Linked DNA regions of Homo sapiens: all the other regions are linked to region 2. Evidence: read pairs that join two places in POLR2A ChIA-PET (ENCODE). Cell type or tissue: CD4-positive, alpha-beta T cell. All regions are shown on one strand. Each heading gives the region's core, and the rest is flanking DNA. Links, peaks and the distances in the headings are about the cores only. Region 1 overlaps SFMBT2 (Scm like with four mbt domains 2). Region 2 overlaps SFMBT2 (Scm like with four mbt domains 2). Region 3 has its middle 11 kb from the start of LINC02642.

The links. Peaks named below come from ENCODE experiments on the same cell type or tissue, not always from the same donor. Only the 100,000 strongest peaks of a DNase experiment are listed, where the experiment ranks them.
Region 1: POLR2A ChIA-PET joins it to region 2 with 5 read pairs; 2 of 35 experiments call an interaction of 5 or more read pairs at or near these places.
Region 3: POLR2A ChIA-PET joins it to region 2 with 5 read pairs; 2 of 35 experiments call an interaction of 5 or more read pairs at or near these places.

The regions. Positions count from the first base shown.
Region 1 is chr10:7,386,856-7,393,556 of GRCh38, reverse strand. The region is part of intron 1 of SFMBT2 (Scm like with four mbt domains 2); the gene reads left to right. Among named protein-coding and RNA genes, the nearest start is that of SFMBT2, 21 kb to the left of the region's middle. In CD4-positive, alpha-beta T cell, for the core only: no CTCF peak of the experiment used is centred there; a DNase peak (open chromatin) is centred at 4,756; H3K27ac peaks cover 914 bases.
Region 2 is chr10:7,190,433-7,197,273 of GRCh38, reverse strand. All of the region lies in intron 15 of SFMBT2 (Scm like with four mbt domains 2), which reads left to right. Among named protein-coding and RNA genes, the nearest start is that of SNORD129, 7.1 kb to the right of the region's middle. In CD4-positive, alpha-beta T cell, for the core only: no CTCF peak of the experiment used is centred there; a DNase peak (open chromatin) is centred at 4,023; H3K4me3 peaks cover 1,248 bases; H3K27ac peaks cover 2,300 bases.
Region 3 is chr10:7,480,922-7,487,638 of GRCh38, reverse strand. It overlaps the pseudogene RNU6-535P. Among named protein-coding and RNA genes, the nearest start is that of LINC02642, 11 kb to the right of the region's middle. RefSeq lists an enhancer at 6,543-6,717. In CD4-positive, alpha-beta T cell, for the core only: no CTCF peak of the experiment used is centred there; DNase peaks (open chromatin) are centred at 2,268 and 3,008; H3K4me3 peaks cover 1,512 bases; H3K27ac peaks cover 3,063 bases.

The DNA.
Region 1 (6,701 bases), core at 1,702-6,701, 200 kb before region 2:
TATGTTCTGCTCACAGTAGAATGCCTGGGACGACAAAGTCATTAGAGACTGCAAAAAATCACTGCTGTCCCTTTGCAAACCTACCTTAAATGACCCCAATTTAATTATTGTTTAACTAGAGGGGTATGTGAACAGTATGCAGAGTTTCTGTTCCTTCGACTTTTCTTATTGAATGAAAGTTTGGTGAACTGAAACAGCCTTGTATGTGTAAGAATATAATATATGAGGCCGGGCATGGTGACTCATGTCTGTAATCCCAGCACTTTGGGAGGCCAAGACGGGTGGATCACCTGAGGTCAGGAGTTTGAGACCAGCCTGACCAACATGGCAAAATGCCGTCTCTACGAAAAATACAAACATTAGCCAGGTGTGGTTACATGCACGTGTAATCCCAGCTACTCGGGAGGCTGAGGCAGGAGAATCACTTGAACTGGGAGGCGGAGGTTGAGTGAGCTGAGATCACACCACTGCATTCCAGCCTGGGCGACGGAGCAAGACTCTTGTCTCAAAAAAAAAAAAATTATATATATATATATATATATATATATATATATATATATATATATATATATAATCTATCCACATACTTGTATATATAGGATAGACAGGATATAAACATCTAATGAGATAGGAGTGGATTGTTTAATTGTGAGGAGGATGAACTGAGAGGTGTAACTGATGAAATATTTGAGTGTAAATTCCCTGTATGTTAAAACAGTGAATGTAAAACTTGAAATCCCAAAAAAGTTAGACTTCTGGTATCTTAGGGTAGGGGAAGACCTTTTACAAGTTTTAGAAGAAATAAAGCAAATTGATAGATCTGACTAAGTTGAAAAAGAAAAACATTCTCTCTTGTCAAAAGAAACCACGAAAAGGTAGACTGGGAAAAATATTTGCAATAGTTTTGTGAGATAAAATAATCTAGATCTCTTAAAAATCCATCACAGATACCAACGTAGTTTAAATATGGGAAGGAAGTGAAAGAGGCATCAACAGGTGAATTACAAATTACAGTGGCAGGATACTATTTTTTTTTTTCCTTTGAGACGGAGTCTCGCTCTTTGTCCAGGCTGGAGTGCAGTGGTGCAATCTCAGCTCACTGCAACCTCTGCCTCCTGGGTTCAAGCGATTCTCCTGCCTCAGCCTCCTGAGTAGCTGGGATTACAGGTGTGTGCCACCACTCCTGGCTAATTTTTGCATTTTTAGTAGAGACTGAGTTTCTGCATGTTGCCCAGGCTGGTCTTGAACTCCTGAGCTCAAGTGATCCGCCCACCTCGGCCTCCCAAAGTGTTGGGATTACAGGCGTGAGCCACCGCACCCAGGCAGGATACTATTTTTTGAATGTCAAATAAAGAAAAGGTATAAAGGGTTTAGATGTTTTCTCCTGCCCTGCTAGTAAACCAGCTTAGCGGACTTGAGAGCATGTTTTCAGGGGGGTCATGAGCCTCAACTGTGTCCCCATATTTTTGACCCTATAATTTAACTTCTGGGATTCTACATTAAGGAGACATCAGAGATGTAGGATTTCTGACTGAGAGTCGTGACTAGAGTGCTACTTACCATGGTGAAAAAATAATATAAACAGCTTTAATGGGCGGCAGCAGAGGCATGGTAAATACATGACCTTATTCATTTTATAATAAAAATTATCCAACCATTTCAAGTCATGTTTTCAGAGAATCTTAATGACGCGAGAAATTCCTTCTGTGTAATGCAAAATGAAAAAATGGATTGGAATTCCGAATTCTCTGTGAACTAAACAACAACAACAAAATCCACAGAGAAACTATCAGGAGGAGATACTATAGAAACATAAAATTGATTATCACTGAGTATTAGAATTACAAGTGATTTTAATTTCTTTCTTTATAATTTTACTTTTCAAGATTTCTACCAAGAGCATGTCTATCTCTTATAGGAAGGAAAAAACTAAATGTTGTTGAAAAAGTCAAAGTGGGACACATCGTTTGCAAAGTGAATCAATTTTGCAGTCACCTGGGTGGACGTAGGGGGAAGTCTTCCAGTGGCACGGCCATTGCCCTCCAGAGTCATGTGAGCTTTCACTCTGCTACTGTTTTTTTTTTTTTTTTTGAGACAGAGTCTCGCTCTGTTGCCCAGGCTGGAGTGCAGTAGCGCTATCTTGGCTCACCACAACCTCCACCTCCTGGGTTCAAGCGATTCTCCTGCCTCAGCCTCCCGAGTAGCTGGGATTATACGCACGTGCCACCATGCCCGGCTAATTTTTCTATTCTTAATAGAGACAGGGTTTCACCATGTTGGTCAGGCTGGTCTCAAACTCCTGACCTCGTGATCCACCCGCCTTGGGCTTCCAAAGTGCTGGGATTACAGGCGTGAGCCACCACGCCCAGCCACTGTGCTACTCTTTCAGTGGCTTTCTTGTTGGTCTTTGTATTATTACTCTTCAGTTTTATTGATTGATTGATTGATTGACTGAGTGAGTCGGAGTCTCACTCTGTTGCCCAGGCTGGAGTGCAATGGTGCGATCTCAGCTCACTGCAACCTTAGCCTCTCAGGTTCAAGTGATTCTCCTGCCTCAGCCTCTCAAGTAGCTGGGATGACAGACACGTGCCACCAAGCCCTGCTAATTTTTGTATTTTTAGTGGAGATGGGGTTTCACCATGTTGGTCAGGCTAGTCTCGAACTCCTGACCTCAGGTGATCCTTCTGCTTCAGCTTCCCAAAGTGCTGGGATTACCGGCATGAGCCAACGCACCAGGCCTTGAGTTCTATTTAAAATGATTGATTTGATGCATTTAAATTTTACAGTCTCAGATTACTGTTCTGTAGTGTCTAGTTAGAGGCAAATGGGTAATGAGGAGTCATAAGACTTGAGCAAACTTTTCCCCTTTTAATAAGTGTCTATAAGCCACTGACATTTAACTGATTTATTAATAGCCATATTCATGGACTTTTTTTTCTTTATAGAAAAACTTGGTACATGACTACATTTTTGAGGCGGAATGATTTTCCTGAATTTATAAATGAATGAAAAAAAGCAAATAGTCTTTGTATGACACACGTAATAGTTTCTAAGATGTTTCTCCTTTGACATTTTCCATTGATATAAAAATGCAGCTGATTTAATAAAAACCTATGCTGTGTTAGGAAGTTTGCCGTGAATCATTTGTGGAATATTAGGGGGAAACTGTTAAGTCTCCTTTTGAAGTTTCTTAGATTTAAAAATTCATGAGTTTTAACTAGCTTGACATTATTACATTAAAACTTTTAAGACAGCCAAGAATTGATGGTTGTTTAGGACATGTTCCAAGCCCTCAAATACGGCTCTCCAGTGCAGTGGCTTGCTGGGCTGCCCACCTTCTACCCACATGTGCCTAGTTCAATTCAAGGTCATTAAAATTAAAATTCAGGTCCTCAACAGTACTAGATACGCTTCCAGTGCACTGTAGCCAACGTGTGGCTAGTGGTTACTGTACTGGACCAAGCAGATATAGATCAGGCAGTGCTGGTCTAGATGCATTCAACATAGATAATGAGCCCCCAGTTATGTTTGGCTAGTTGAAGAGTAATATCTAATGCATGTTCTTTCTCACTCGTGTTCTTCCTAACAAGGCTTTGCTTAGCCTGTGCTAGCATTACTCTATTCTTTGACTATACCTCAAGTGAAAGGAGAAGGAAAGATAGGGTTGAGAGGGGAGGATGCTTATTGTATTAAATTTGCTTCAAACATAAAGGGATAATCTGAATGCAGAAAATGTACAATGAATCATAATAACACCTGGATTGATAAAATTTTAGATTTGAAAGGGGTGATTGCATCTCATCAAGCTTTCTGATTGAACTGATGAGAAATTCAAGGAGTAGAGAGGTTAAGTAATTTGTTTATGTCACACAGCCACATAGCTTGTTATTCCCTTATTCTGCAAGCTCTCTGTTCTTTTCACTGGTCCAAGACAACTCTTGTAAGAAGTTCCAGTACTAGAATTCTGTTGTCCAACAGAGACAAAAGGAGCCTATTATAGTAGAGTTAACTTTGTACAAAACCACAAAGTGTATTGTATAAAACAGGAAGTTACCTTTTATAAGCCCAGTCTTCTGAATGTTTTTTGTATTGTCTTTGGAAAAAACTGTTACTTTAATTAATAGACACTTTTACTTTGTTCTTGAAATTACGTATAGCTTAAGAAACAAAAGGAAATACGCTTTCTTTTAATAATAGCCTTTTTGGGGGGTTAGGGTGTTGTAGTTAGGAAAAGGCTTTTTAAAAATATACTGTTTCTATTTTGCAAAGCTTATGGGTGGAGCAGTTGTCACCACCAAGATTTGCCCCTCTAACCCCCCAAAAACATCCCATTGAATGTAAATAGAAATTCCTGTGAAGTGGGTTATTATTCTCATATTTGATAGGTTTCCCCAAGAATTATCTGTTTCCACAGACACTGCATAGGTTCCATTAGTTGCTGTGGAAAGTGAAGTAATTTATTCTAGGAACTGTGACTGTGTGCTGTGAAAAGATTGCATTTTGTTAACATAATTTCTACGGCGTTCTGTTGATGGGGCCTCTCAAATACTTCTTGGACCTGTTCCCTTCATTTCTTCTCCACTGTCTTAGTTCACACCCTTGCCTGCACTTCCATGTTTTTAGTTTGTTTCCATTCATCCATCTCGCCTATGGCTCCCTGAGTGCTTTTTCTGAAACAAACCTGATCATTTCACTTCCTGGAACACCCTGCCACATCCACTCCATCTGCAGAGTGACACGCAGGGCTCGGGCCCTTACTGTAGCAAACATTCTCTTCTCACCTGGGCTCAGCCTGCCTCTCTGTTCTCACCCCAAGTCTTTGTTCAGATATCACTTCCTGAGGTCTTGCCTGACTGTCATGTAAATAATTATCATCCTTCTGGTGGGGTGTGGTGGCTCATGTCTATAATCCTAGCACTTTGGGAGCCAGAGGCGGACAGATCACTTGAGGCCAGGAGTTTGAGACCAGCCTGGCCAACATGGTGAAATTCCGTCTCTACTAAAATACAAAAAAAAAAAAAAAAAAAAAAAATTAGCTGGGTATGGTCAGGTGCACCTGTAATCCCAGCTACTCGGGAGACTGAGGCAGGAGAATTGCTTGAACCTGGGAGGTGGAGGTTGCAGTGAGCCAAGATTGGGCCATTGCACTCTAGCCTGGGTGAACAAGAGCAAATACTCCATCTCAATCATCATCATCATCATCATCATCATCATCATCATCATCATCATCCTTCTTTGTTTGCCTGATCTTTTCTGCTTCATTTTTCCCTATAGCACTTATCACCATCTAACAGGCTATATCACCTACTAATTAAAAAAAAAAAAAACTCCATTGGCTCTTTCTCCCAATTAGGATGAGATCTCTACCAGGGCAGGAATTTTTTGTTTTGTTTTGTTACAGATGCCTTCGCATGCCTGGAACAGTGCCTGACATGGAATGGGGGATCAGTACATATTTGGGGATGAATGGGCGTGATGCCGCTTGCTCCACGTTCCTGTCTCCCACCCTCTCCCTTGAGGCACCTTAGACTTTTTCCCAAGGGTCTGCCATGCTGTTTGCTGCTGGTACCTCCACGTTTAATGGCTTTTCTACCTTTTTTTTTTTTTTTTGAAACAGAGTTGCTCTGTCGTCCAGGCTGGAGTGCAGTGGGAGCCATCTCAACTCACTGCAACCTCTGCCTCCCGGGTTCAAGCAATTCTTCTGCCTCAGCCTCCTGAGTAGCTGGGATTACAGGTGCACACGACCATACCCAGCTAATTGGTTTTTTTTTTTTTTTTTCCTATTTTTAATAGAGACAGGGTTTCGCCATGTTGGCCAGGCTGGTCTCAAACTCCTGGCCTCAAGTGATCTGCCCGCTTCAGCCTCCCAAAGTGCTGGGATTACAGACGTGAGCCACCATGCCCATCCTCCTTTGGTTTCCTCTTATCCTCGGCTCCTCTGGGCATTTCCTCTTGAGCCTCTCCTAATTTTCTGTTCCGCTTTGATGCACCCCCCGGCCCACCCAAGCTCGCCTTCCTATCCTTGTTGATATTTGCATCTTGTCCTTCGTGGGATTCCAGGTACATTCTTGGTGGACTTGGTGGTGGTTATGTGTGCGGTTGGACGGACAGACTTGCTTTTAGCAGCCACTTGTCCTTGCTGGCAGCCACTGGTATTTATATGTCTGTCCCCAGTGCCCAACGTGGTGTCTGGCATAAATAAATCAGATGTTCCATTAATACACACACAAGAAAACTGCATGGTATCAGCACTTATCTGTCTGGCATTAGTTTTAAAATTGTATGTGTCTTAGAATTTGCTAAGAAAAGTTTACTGTAAGCTCTTGAGGAAAGCTTTTCAGGAGGAATTAATTTGGAGAAAAATGCTCCATGCCTAGGAGTGTTGAGTGCTCACAGATGACACTGTGTGGGGTCCCTGCCACTCCCTAGTTTAGTTTTATTTCTTTTCATTGCCCCTTCCCCACAATAGGTGCTCAGTTATTAAAAATCGATGATTTAAGTAAAAATATAAAAGTCATAGCTGCATTATGGGAAATGTGGATAATGGGGGAAAGGGAACTGTAATTGACTGGTTAGGGCGTGGTTTCTGGAGCCAGTTGTGTGGGTTCAAACCGCAGCCCCACCACTAGCGGCTCTGTGATGCTGAGCAGGTGACTTCATCCCTTAGGTTGCTTATCTGTAAGATGGGAACAGTAATATAA
Region 2 (6,841 bases), core at 1,073-6,072:
TTGGGAAGACAGAGGGAAGATTGTGTGTGGAGTGAGGGCCTAGGACTGGAGTTGAGGTTTCCAAAGAGGTAAACCAGCCTGGAATGGCACAGAGGACTTCATGAGGCAGCAGAGGGTGTTAATCACCGAGAATGGCGCTCCTTGGCCGGGTCATGGTGCTGTGCCATCTTTTTGTTTCATCCATCTCTTCCGAGCACCTGGTACCTGCACACGGGAGGTAATGGTAAGTATTTCAATGGTCTCCAGGTACTTTGACGAGGTTTGTGTCATGGGTCACATCCAGGCCCATCACTTGGAGGCTGTGGCTCCCCATTTCTTCTGCTGCCTTCGGGCGACGACCTGCAGAGACAGGTGAATCCTGAGGATGTTGATGAAGGCTTCTTCTCCATTGCATTTTTCTAGCATAGCCTCAGACAGTGCTTGGAGACAGATTGGAAATTTGGAATAGTTTCCAAACTCTTCCCGGAACTCTATCTCTGCTCTTTTCTTACACGTATCCGTACTTTCTCTGAAGAAAGAGGATACCAAATGGATATTCTCTATTGCCACCGTACCATGATGAATGTTTCTTAAAATTCTGCAGGCACAGCAATCCATTGATCCATTGAACAAATGTTTGTCAGGTAACTTTGAGGAGCCAGGCACCATCGGAAGCATTGGATTAAAAAAGAAATAGGCTCTGCCTTCTGCCTGTTGGGGTTTCCTGCTCTTGTTAGGGAGATGATGTAATCCTCAGCTTGATGTACAGTTGGGCGTCCGAGAGAGAGGCAGGAACACAGTGTCCTGGGAGTAGAGTGCAGGACAAATATATGGCAAGTGACATTTCATCTGGCTTAGGCAGAGTGTGTAGGATCCTGATTGCACAGCGTGGGCATGGCCACACAGGTGGGCATTCAAGGTGTGTTTCAGAAAGGAAAGTCAGGTATGGCTGGAGCTTAGGAACTTAGGCTGGAGATAAACCGTGGCATAAAAGGGTGCATTAGATTTTGAGAAGAAAAACAGGAAGCTGGCCTGCCTTGATGCTTCAGTGTGAGGTTGGATGGAGCAAATTGGATGGGGCCTGCTTGTGAAAGGCCTTCTCTGATATTTTAAGTGATTTGGACTTGAATCTATGGATAGGGCACCCTCAGAGGGATGCGAGACTCAAGCTTTCCCTCCACACGAGAGCCTCGGTGTGATTTCAAATATCATTTCACTTGAGGAGAAAGAGGCCATTGAAGGGAAGTCAGAGGGCATTTTCTCTTCCTGGTCATCAGTGGTATTCGTAGTTAAAGACCTTTTTATTTAAAAAAACATCTGCTTGAGAGAGGAAGTAGAGGTTACAGTTTAGAAGAAACCTGTCAGAAATCGATAAGGCTATTGTTGTGGTCATTTATTTGGGAGCATGTAGAATGTTAAGCAGGTGGTCCCTGGCCCACATGAGCGTCCAGTCGATGGGAAAGATGAGTATGTAAATAGAAGGTAGCCACGTGGTCCCAGGTTCCAGGACAGGACCTGGCATGCACACTGTGAGATCACACCGGAGGCATCTGCAATCTGTGGGGACTGCGGAACAGGTGGCCTGCCCCTGGTAGGGAGAGGAGCAGGAACAAGGCTGGGGCATCTGGGGTGCGGGTGATGAAGGAGGGAAGAGGAGAGGATCCTCACAGCACCTGAAATGTGCAGACTGCAAGGGATGGACCCAGAAAGGGCCCTTGTTCGTGTTTAGAGTCTGTTGCAGGCCTGGCCATTGTACCAGGGCCTTCATACACATCTTCATTTAGCAGCAGAATGGAGCTGCCTTCCTTGTAAATAGCTCATTTCTGCATTTGGTCTTGAAATCGAACAGTACGCATCTCACTAAGCCTAAGTGGCAAGTAGATTCCATATATGAGAAATTCACAGCTAAAGAGAAAGGGTGATTGAGTTGGGAGGGCCACACCCTGGGAAGGGCTCCGCAGTGTGGTTAAGCAGCAGGACCGCTAGTTAATGCTAAGTGAATAAATTGGCACAGATTGGAGATCCCTGCAGATACTAAACTCAATCCAAACAGAAATCAAGCCAGGATTACACATAAGAATTTCTGCCACCATCGGAAATAGGACCCTAGAGTGAGAATTGACTTTCTTCCGTCTGCCACAGCTGTCAGTCTGTGAATGGATTTCCACTAGGGCAATGTTGTCTGCCTGTATTTCTGCCTGTTTTTGTTGTGAGTGATAGGATGAGGACACAACAACTGACAAAAATACGGAGAGCTGATGGGCTTCTTCGAAGCTGCCTGCAAGCCTGTTTCACGTGACGTGTTCCGTTGTTGAAATGACACCTTCCCTTATCTGCCAGCTCTGTTAACACACAAGATGACCTTGGCTTCAGCCTGTCTTGAGGGGCTGGCTGTTTTACTTTACTAAATGATTTGTTTAAGTCAGAAGTGGTTATCCCTGATCAATTCTCCGATAAGTGCCAGCGGCCAAATTTAAAGCCGAGTCCAGAGCAGTTTTCTAATGACAAAACTAGTTTTTTGCTGATGTTTGAAAAATGCATGTGGCAGGAAGAAAGAAAAACAAAACAAAACAAAAAAGTAGGTGAGTGCTTCAGTTCTGTGAGTGCAAGAAAAATGTAAGTGCCACCAAGCTAATATTTACGCTAATGCTCCTCTTTCAGTACCAGAGCCTCTGTAGCTTCAAATTTCATTTTAGTTAAAGAGAACGAGGTAATGGAAGTAAAGACAGAGTGCATTGCTTTTCCTGGCCATCGGTGTTATTAGGAACTTGAACACTTTATGTGTAGGAGATGTGCAGTGAGAGCGGTTCACCCTGATCTGTTCTGCCAGAAATAGACGTCTCGGGGTGTGGATGCAGACATGGTCTTTGGCAAGGCTCAGTGCAGGCTGCAGAGTCCAGTTCTGGGTTCTGTCTGAGTGGGCCGCTTTATAAGAGAGGACGAAGTTTCTGGCAAAAGTGGTCTTTAATGCATGGCTCTACTCACTTGATGGGTGTTAGAGTTGAGTGGGGTTTGGCAGGACCACGAGCGTGTCTGGCCTCAATTCGAGGGGGTGCAGCGAGGGGAGGTAGGGGACCTGGGAGAAGCTGGAACCAGAGTCACTCAATGGTCCACTGAGGTCCAGACGTACCCCATAAGCAAACTCAGAACGAAGCAGGCCTTGGCGTGGAGGCACAGGCCCAGCTGGTGACCGCCCCTCACATGCTGGGCCTTTTACAGGATGCCCATGCCCAGTTGCATGGAGGGTGGAGTTGTTAGGCACAGGCAGTGGTGATGCTGTTTATCCTAAGTCACGTGTCCATGCTCAGTAGGGTCATTGTCCATTGGGAGCATCTTTTTCTATCCCAAATCCTTCTACCCCAACCTCTCCCGGAGTACCAGGGTCCCCAAAAGAGAGATAAACCATGATCTATGTCATATCAGGAGATTGCTCGCCTCCTATGACCAAAAGGGTCTTGTCGGCTGTTGCGTTCCTTTGCATTGCACGAGGTGTTCAGGAAATTTTTGCCTTGTAACTTACATACCATCTCATGAATCACCAGGCCTGTAGTCCTCACTTTATAGACAGTGTATCAGGCTAGTGTCTGTGTGTGAAAGAGAAAGCAAACCAGTGAGCCAGCCTGGGCACAAGAGGCCAACGGGGAGCGGAACATCTAATCTATTTACTCCTGTCCGTGGGTCCTGGAGTGACTGTTTCAGCTGCAGACACAGACCCATGATGAAGGTGAGAGCAGACCAGCCAAGCGCTCCTGGCAGAAACGACTCTGAAAACACGCACCTGGGTAGGGCGATGGAGCCTCTGCCTTCACAGGGACTCCACACATCATGGTGGGGGGACATTGTCCTTGGAGAAAATCCCAGGGTGGCTCTCAGAGACTTGGGGAGCCTTGTGGTTTTTCTTAGAATTTATTTGGCTTAAAATATCAGTATGTAAATGTCAGTGACAGTATCTAACTTCTGTTTTTCAGAAAAAAAGAGAAACATGCCTTTCATGTGGGCCATCTGTGGGCACCCCTTTGTGGGTTTTCCGCATGAGCTTCAGGGGTGCTGAGCAGGCAGGGGCTCTCCACTTGTGTTTGCTCGGCAGCAGACCTGGCCTGTCCTGTGTGCTGCTTTTTGGCAGTCCAGGTTCAGGAGCTTAAGAGAGGAACGTTTATAGAAAGGAAATCGATGAGCTGTAACCTTCTATAGAAAGGTAGAAATAGAACGCCTGATTTTCTGCTCTCTTTTTTCTTCTTTTGGTGCTTAAGAGTTCAGAGAAAGCCCCAGGAAGCCTGGCACCCAGGATGCTTTGCAATGAGGCGCTTCTCAGGGCTTGTTTTTTTGCTCCAGTGTAACTCTCCACCCCGTTTGCTGAGATGCTGGTGAGACCAGGGCACTCAGCTGAGGTCCAAAGACTGGGTGTGAAGGCGTAGACCAGCAGAATCAAAGAAGTAGTGCGGCACCCCTGAACCAGAATGCGGTGTGCCCCGGACCCCCGGCCCTGAGTCAGAGACGCCCCACTGCAAATAGTGATGTGACCTCCGACCCCCAAAGGGCTCAGGTGACTCTGGCTCCTGGTCACCTGCAGTTTGGGATCTTTCCAGTGGGACCTGGCGGTTTGGGATTTGGCCTCAGCTGTTATTTACGGTTTCGATTTCTGCCCCTGTGGCTGATGCATTAAGCGATTTCCCTCCGTGTTTTTGTTTGGGGTGTCTGGTTCTCACATCTGGGGAGTCTGTCATGTGCTGTTTGAATTTCCCCTTCATTGTGGAGCTCTGAGCATTTGTCCTGGGCTATCACTCACAACAACATGTACCTAAAAACTAGAAAGCTTTCTGGTCGGAATCCTGAAAGTCGGCTGCCCCAAGCAGCCTTCAGTGTTCATAGACTTGGTGGTAGGAGAAGAGCTTTCATTCTTCGAAGCAGTCGTAAGTTTATCGGTAACACCCAGGGGAGGAGGTGTTGAGGGAGTAGGAATGACGATCTCGTATTGAGGACTTTTCCATGTGATATTGGACAGAGGGAATGTCTTACCCAGCTGACCTCAGCGAAGTCAGTCCTCGGAATCAAAGACAGATGCAGACAGGCCTCTTGAAGATACTGTGCTGTGTTTTTGTTGCTGCTGTTTTCAATTTATGCTGAACATTAGTTAACCCACTAAGAATAATGTGCCAGGCTTACGGGTGGGTGTGAACTTGAACACACTCACATGGTCTGGGGTGCTGAGGGAAGGTTGGCAAAGGAAAAGTGCACATTTTTTTTTTTGCATGTCAGGCTTTTCTTTATTATTTTCTCATAGAGAAGACAAGATAAATTTGATGAACTTTCTTATCATAGCATAGGATAAGATTTTGTAGCAATGAAAAGCAATAGCAAATGATAACTCCTGAGCCTCCATTCATGTAGATTATATGGCATCAAATACTTGGAGTGAATTTATTGTTAATTTTTAGATGAACAGAATAATTTAATTTCAGAGCCCATATTGAAATTATTGAACTAATTCAAAAAATATCTATAGAGCACCTACTCTTGCCAGTTATGGTTGTATCTGCCATGGATACAGCAGCAAACAGAATGAAGTCCCTGATTTCCTGCTGCTTATGTCTTAGTGGGGGTGGATGGTGAACAAATAAGCCAATTACGGAATAATCCTATACTAATAATAAGACAAGTTATCCATGAGAGGCCAGAGAATGAAGGGAGGAATGTGCTGTGTACAGAGGATACTCGCAGAGACCTTTCTGATACGGACTTTGGAGTAAAGACCCGGATGGGGAGGGATGGTCTGGAAGGGTTTCCCCAGGAAGAACAATCCTAAGAGAAGAACAGAGCAGAGGAAAGGCCTGATCTGACCTGTTGAAAGGATCGCCCTGGCGGTTGTTGGGAGGTGAGGCTCTCAGAGCGTGAGGTGGAAGACAGGGAAGCCCCTGCCGGCAGGGTGAGAATAGACCCAGAGCTGCCCAGCGTTTCGGCCATGTGCTCTCACCAGGCATCTGGATAAGACAGTTTCAGGGACATTGTGGACACAGAAAAGCCCCATTGGATTGGGTTCCAGAGAGGACTGAAGAAGAGGAAAAGGCGCTGTTGAGTGTAGACTCTTCTTAAGGATTTTACTGTAAAAGAGCTGAGAAATGAGGTGGGGGAATGTGTTAGTTCGTTTTCACATTGGTGATCAAGACATACCTGAGACTGGGCAATTTATAAAGGAAAAGAGGTTTAAGGGACTCACAGATCCACATGGCTGGGGAGGCCTCACAATCATGGCAGACGGCAAAAGGCACGTCTTACATGGCAGCAGACGAGAGAATGGGAGCCAAGCAAAAAGGGGAACTCCTTATAAAACCATCAGATCTCATGAGACTTATTCACTACCACGAGAACATTATGGGGGAAACCACCCCTACAATTCAATTACCTCCCACAAGGTTCCTCCCACAACACATGGGAATTATGGGAGCTACAATTCAAGGTGAGATTTGGGTGGGGTCACAGCCAAACCATATCAGTGGAGGAAGATGAGACACCTAAGGTCCTATTAGTTTGGGGGCAGGGGCAGGCTCCCTGCTACCCTCTCTGATCAAGCACATAATGAACTGAACTCCAGTGTTTTGCAAAGCACAATAATTCAGTCTAACTGTGGCTAGTCATAGCAGCTGTCCACTTAGTTATTTTCATTAGGTAACTATAATACATGACATTGTCATGTGCACAGAAATTATTCAGCTCACAATTCCAAAGTTTTATAGAGAGCTTGTTGAATTTGGAGACGGATGATGTGGCATCAAGAAAAGCCAAGGGAAAAACATTCAATATCCGATGCTTTTCATAATTTAATTGCTGCCTGCTCCCAGGCTGAATTGAACTCCAGAAGGCATTT
Region 3 (6,717 bases), core at 1-5,000, 290 kb before region 2:
GAAGATCCAGGATGGTAGGTGTGCAGTGACCCTTGAGCAAACAAATAGCACAAAACAAAACCTGGCACCTATTAACTCCAGGGAAAACAAAAAGCTGTGCAGGGAAGGAAAAGTAATCATAGTTTACTACTCATATCAGCAACAAATGGCATTTACACAGTCACAAGAAGGTAAACAAATCTAAACAAAATTATGGTATAACTACATTGGGAAGATAAGGAACCAGGAAGTGTGTGTGTGTGTGTGTGTGTGTGTGTGTGTGTGTGTGTCTGTGTGTGTGGTGAGAGAAGAAGGTGAGAAAGAATATTATATACTGAATTTCTAGAGTTAGAAACCAAGACAGCAAAATCTGAAAAGTCAAGAAGCAGTAGTATAAACATTTTACTAGAAATGTAAAACTAATTCCAAAAGAAATAGCTGAAAAGAATTGAAAGTAGTTGCTTCCAATAAGTAGGATGCTCTAAATTATTTGCATGTATAATTTTAATAAAAATTAAAATGACAGGAAAAAAGGAACCAAGGAAGAAATATCAATTATAATACTTCTCAAGTAAATGTCCTTTAAAAAATGAAATTCTTCCTTTAAAAATGAAGTTGCATTTTACTTATGTGACATGAATTTCCTTTCCCTGTAAAACAATGACTCTCAATAGGAAAGGACTTCCTAACCCTAAAAATAACACAACTAAGTCAAAATGTAATAAACCGTGATGCACACTCATAGCTTTCATTTTTTAATTAATTTACATACAATAAAAGGTATCCATTTAAATGACATTTTGATTTGTATCTGTGCAATCTCAGCCACAATTAATATATAAATGATGGGGTGCTCCCTCCAGCAGCACATATACTAAAATTGCAGAGATACAGGGAAGATTAGCATGACTACCGTGCAAGGATGACTTGCAAATTCATGATGCGTTCCGTATTTTTAGTAACTCAGCAACGGAAAGTCAGATACTGCATGTTCTCACTAAACAATAGGTACACATGGACAGACAGAGTGAAGAATAGACATTGGAAACTCCAAAAAGTGGGAAGTTGGGAGGGGCGTGAGGGATGAGAAATAACCTATTGGGTACAATTTATACCGTTCAGGTGATGGTTACGCTAAAAGCACAGACTTCACCACTATGCAGTCTATCCAAGTAACTAAAATGCATTTGTACCCGCTAAATCCATAAAAATAAAATAAAGGTGTAGATGATGGCGCATTTCCACCATCGCAAGTTCCTTTCACCCTGTCTCTAGGGATGCCCATTCCCAGCCCCGGGCAGCCCTTCCTCACTTTCTGTTTCTTTAGATTCGATGTGCCTTTTCTAGAGTTTCACAGACATGAGCTAGAATGCCTAGGATGGACTCTTTTGTGTTGGGATTCTTTCCAATGCATCTGAGTTTCATCCCAATTCCTGTGTGTGGCGTACCGTTCCTTTTATTACCGATTAGTAACCTATTAGGTGCGTTTGCCATCATTTGTTTGTCTAGGATAGAACGCTTTGGCAAACCTTTGGATAGCTGAATTTTTAAAAAGATTTCTAAAGTCTTTTGACTACGAGCTCTTCCCCCTACCAGGCAAACTCTCTGATGGTCAATTATCAGAAAGGAGCCGGTGACTGACAGCGGAGTCTGCTGCTTCCGGGTAACCCAGCTTGGTTGCTTAGCAACAAACAGAAGAAGTGTATTAGTTTAGTGGATTCTGAACAAAAAGGTAATCATCTTTTATCCCCAGATAGACAGGAGACGATGTTATTCCGAGTGAAGTGGGGGAAAAATAAAAACCGTAAAAATGGAAAGAAAACACATCTTGTAAATAACCACGATGACGCCTTCCGTAGGCACACCAAGTGTGCTGTGAAGACCAAGAAATCCCTGTTTAGACAAAATACCATGGTGTTAGGTGCTGCTGTGCAAAATAGTTTAAAATTTGCAAATAACTGATACCAGACATTAATAACTCATGACAGAGATAAAGAGAAACAGGTTAACCTTCATTAGCATGAATTCTGCAAAGGATCCATCTGAGATGAGGAAGAAACCTCGTCCCCTCTCCATGCCCCTTCAGAATGGAAGGCTAGAACTCCGGTAGATGTTATTCTTCCTCTCGCTGAATTGAGTAATTGTTTTCCGTAGTAAATGTGATTGACTTGTGTTTGTTCACTGGATTCCTTAATCTCAAAAAGAATGGCATCCATTTTGCAGGCAATGATGCTGACGGAAGTTATTTTTTTTTTTTTAAACTTCCTCGGGAGTTTTGCCAACTTGCGATGGCTACTTCCTTCTCATTATCGGCACCTCCTTCCCAGCACCCAACAATATCATCTAGCAGAAATAGCTCTGCTAAGAATCACTGATTTAACGAGTAGACTGTCCTTCAGCCATTGAATGCGAAGTGTTTAATAATCAATCAGAGATCGGGTTCACTTAGGTTTACGGGGTTGAAAGGGAGACAAAAACCCTTCACCATCACTTCTCAGCCAGTCCTGGAGCCGCTCTCCACTTCCCTCCTGATGACAGGTTTCTGGGTTTAAATCATGCCCCCAGGGAATGGATGTGAAACTGTGGTCCTGCAGTTTGCTGTCAGTGCCTGGGTATCCTGTAAAAGACAGCTTTGCAGTTTCATTTATTGGAGGGGCAAAGTTGACTGCCAAATAATTGGGTTGAGACTCCCCCAACTCCCCCTTACTTTTCTTGGGATTGTAGGGACCACTTCTCCCCATAAACATATTAAATTGCAGCCTTCCAGAGGAAAGAGATAGAGGAACACATCTTTCAGAGCTGCTATTTTTTTAAATTTATTTTCAGACTAATTAAAAATGTTCTGGTCTTTTCTGGTTTTGAATTGTAAAGACGTGCGCTTGTCCTCTGCATTGTGTGTGTGTGAGAGCACACCGAGACAGAGGAACAGGAAGGCAGAGTCTGCAAAAAACCTTGCAAAACCAAAACACATCCTGGGGCCCCACACAATTAGTGAAAATCTTGCTGCTACTGTAGAGCCGAGGTGTAAAAACTTTGAGCTGCTAAGTGCTTGCAGCATTGTGCTCTCTGCTTGTGACATTTTGTGGCCGTGGTTTCTGCTCAGGTGAGATTTATCAGTTCAAAGAATAGACTCAATGGAAAAGTACGGCTTTGCACATAAACAGACTGTCGTTCACAACCACCACGTTGACGGCAGTTTACTGAAATTAATTCTCCTTTGAGTTAAAAGACTTAAAGCTCCCAAAGAATGTGTCCATGTTTATATATTTTAAAATATATAAAAGAAAAGCCAAATCACTTACCACTTAATTTCTAAGTTAGTGTTTCTGAGGGATGGAAAAAAAATAACTAAAAGTTTTGGACCAGAGAATTTTTTTTTAATTTTTTATTTATTTTATTTTATTTTTTTAAATTCAGATTTGGGGTCAGCAGTGGCACTGAGGTTTTGGTTGGATTCCATCTCATCCTTTTTTTCTCTGAGTTTTGTTTTCTTTTTTCCTCTCTGCTATAACTCTCTGGTGAAATGGCAAGGAACTAACAGTGATAAGAAAAAGTGAGAAACAGATCCGTGTAGCAGTAATGACGGAAACTAAAAAGCGACTGCACCCCTGAGACATACGCCAATTACAACACAGAGAAATACGATGCCATGACATCTGTTGGGCCTGTTGTTTACCAAGTCGAGGTGGCAAATATTTGTTGGGCATCTCCTATGCGTAATGCATCCTAGACGCCTATTCACGGACCTCAAGACATTTCTAGTAGAGATAACTTATTCTGAACAGCAATTCTCAAAAAACTTCAAGGATCCTCCAAGAAGAGTTATTTGAGTCAGAGGGTATCAGGGAACCAACAGGGCGTGAATGAGATGCGTGGGGAGTGGCTCAGGTCAGGGCCTGGGGATGACATGGGGCAGGAGAGCCATCCTTTTCAGAGTGGTCACTAGAAAGGTTTCATCATGGTTGTGAGGATTTGCTGCCACACTAGGAGGAGACTAGTCCAGGGCCCATGGCTCTGCCATCATGGAGTGTCTGGTCTGGGATGTGGATGAACCGTAGACATTGTTCCTGATGGTTACGAAGACAGAGATTGGGGGTTGAGGAAAGAGCGTGGAGGTAAAACAAATAGTTGCTAGTAGAGAATATGGGAACGCAGCAGGCTATATGCAGGGGAGTGTTGAGACCTCACCCCACCTGTTCAGAGTGGAGTTGAGCAGTGAGTGGGTAACGGGCCGATGAAGGCTGGTCAGGGTGTCCTTGTACACAGGGGCTGGGCTCTGACCAGGTGGTGTGAAAGCCAATAACTGTCATGTACTCGAAATGTCAGCCTCGGCCGAGCCCACCTAAGGTGCTCAGACATTTCCAAAGCATTTTCTGTGGGCTGCACCGGACCGGCTTCAAGTCTCCACAACCCCGACCACACTGGGGCAGAGATATCTTCCAGTGCAATCTGAGGCCTGAGACAGAAAGTGGCTTCTTGAGCTCACAGATGGCTAAGATTGGAGCCAGGACTCTCCAGCCCAGATATTTTAACTCTCCCTCCACCCTGCCCAGCAGTCCCCACAGTCTCAGAACTTCTCACCATCCACAGATATGCAAAAGCACCTTCCAAAACCAACCCCGGGGAAGATCTGACTCTGGATTTGGCGAAACAACCTTGAGATGTTGGGAAGTTCAGGGTTTCTCCACCTCGGCACTATTGGCGCTTGGGGCTGGATGATTCTCTGTTGCAGGGGGCTTTTCTGCTACCCACTAGATGCCAGTGGCACACCCCTTCCCCCGAGCTGTGACAACCCAAATTACTTCCAGACATTGCGAACAATCTCCCAAGGAGGCAAAATCACCCGTGGTTGGAAACCACTGCTGTGGTGTGTCTGTAAATATGGTGGTGTTTGTCCCCACCCTGTGTGACAGGTGTCCCCAAGGCCAGGATGAAGCTGCTGAGGCCAGGGTGAGCTAAGAGGGGGTGAGAAGAAGCAGCCTGAGTCTGGTGTCACACAGGACTGAGGAAGTCCAAAGAACAGGCTTTTTGTCCTGGTCCTGATGGCCATGGAAAAAAAATCACTTGATCTGTCCCACCATGCTGTTCCTCACGTCTATTGCATTGAGATAACTTCTATTTTATTGATTGTAGATATGGGGTCTTGCTCTGTTGCCTAGGCTGGTCTCAAACTTCTAGCCTCAAGTGATCCTCCCTCCTCAGCCTCCTAAAGTGCTGGGATTACAGGTGTGAGCCACAGAGCCTGCCTGAATTGAGATCAGTATTTTTTTTTTTTTTTTGAGATGGAGTTTTGCTCTTGTTGTCCAAGCTGGAGTCAATGGCGTGATCTCGGCTCACTACAACCTCCACTTCCCAGGTTCAAGGAATTCTCCTGCTTCAACCTCCTGAGTAGCTGGGATTACAGGTACACGCCACCATGTCCGGCTAATTTTTTGTATTTTTAGTAGAAATGGGGTTTCACCATGTTAGCCAGGATGGTCTCTATCTCCTGACCTCAGGTGATCCACCCGCCTCAGCCTCCCAAAGTGCTGGGATTACAGGCGTGAGCCACCGTGTCCAGCCGAGATCAGTTTTAATTCTCACATTCTACTGCAAAGGTAAAATGGTCTTGGGCTGCAGTTCTCTGTTTTGAGACACCAGACAGGTGAAAAGGCAGTAAAGTCCCTGGACTCTCATCACCAGTTGGCTGGAGACCCAGGGTATGAGCCCAGAAGGAAGGAATAACAGCAGAGGCTGGAAAGTGAGCCAGTGAGTGGGGCTGTGTATGTCAGAGCTTCCTGCCATCTCTCCTCTTCTTCCTCTTCATCCCCTTTCCTTCCCTTTCCCTCTTCTTTCATTCATTAACTGGTGAGACAACCAGCCAGCATTGCCGAGAGAAACAGGGAGACTGTGACGATCCACAGGGTGCGGTATCATGTTTGTATTCCACATAGTCAGTATGATTCAAAGATCCAAAAGTTTGACCCAGCATGTTGGACAGGCACATACACAACATACATGCATGCACACGCGTATATTTCTAGTAATTATCCACAGGAAGTAGTGAGTCCACAATGCCAAGAATTTCTCCTTTTCAGTGGCTATTTGTGATGAGAAGCAATGTGCATTCCACTGCATTCTAGCATCAGATTATGGGAGGGGAATGTGGTCATCGAAGGCATGTCCTCTTTCCTATAAAGATTTCATTCAAATAGAGTTCTGCATCTGATAGTAAAAACAAACAAACAAACAAACAAACAAAAAAACAGAGGACAATTTCTTCGCCAATGAAAATGGCCCCCTATGAAGGCATAGGAGCCTATTTCAAATAAGGATTAGGAAAAATTCAACAAGGGAAATGATGCTTTGAGTATGTTAACTTGCAAAAGGAAGAACCCTATTTCCTCTTTTCTAAGAGGAAGACAACTACTTTTGCTTTGATCAGAGTGCCGCTTGAGTGGCCAGAACTGACAAGGTTGGCAGAAGCGATGAGCTGAGAATTAAGGGCAGCGTCTGGGCCTGTGGGAGGTGCCATATGTGGGCTCACATCCACTGAACCTTGATCTCCTTTGCACACCTCCATGTAATTTATAAATCAGCAGTATTCACTCTGCCAAGAGGAAGTCTACAAAAAAGAGATGTGCTTGGCGCTCCTGGAAATGCTTTTACTTTGGGGAAAAAGCAGAGTGTACACTTTGAATGGAAATAAGCAGGCTGAAGCCACAGAGGCCATTTATATGCAGCACCGGGATGCAGACA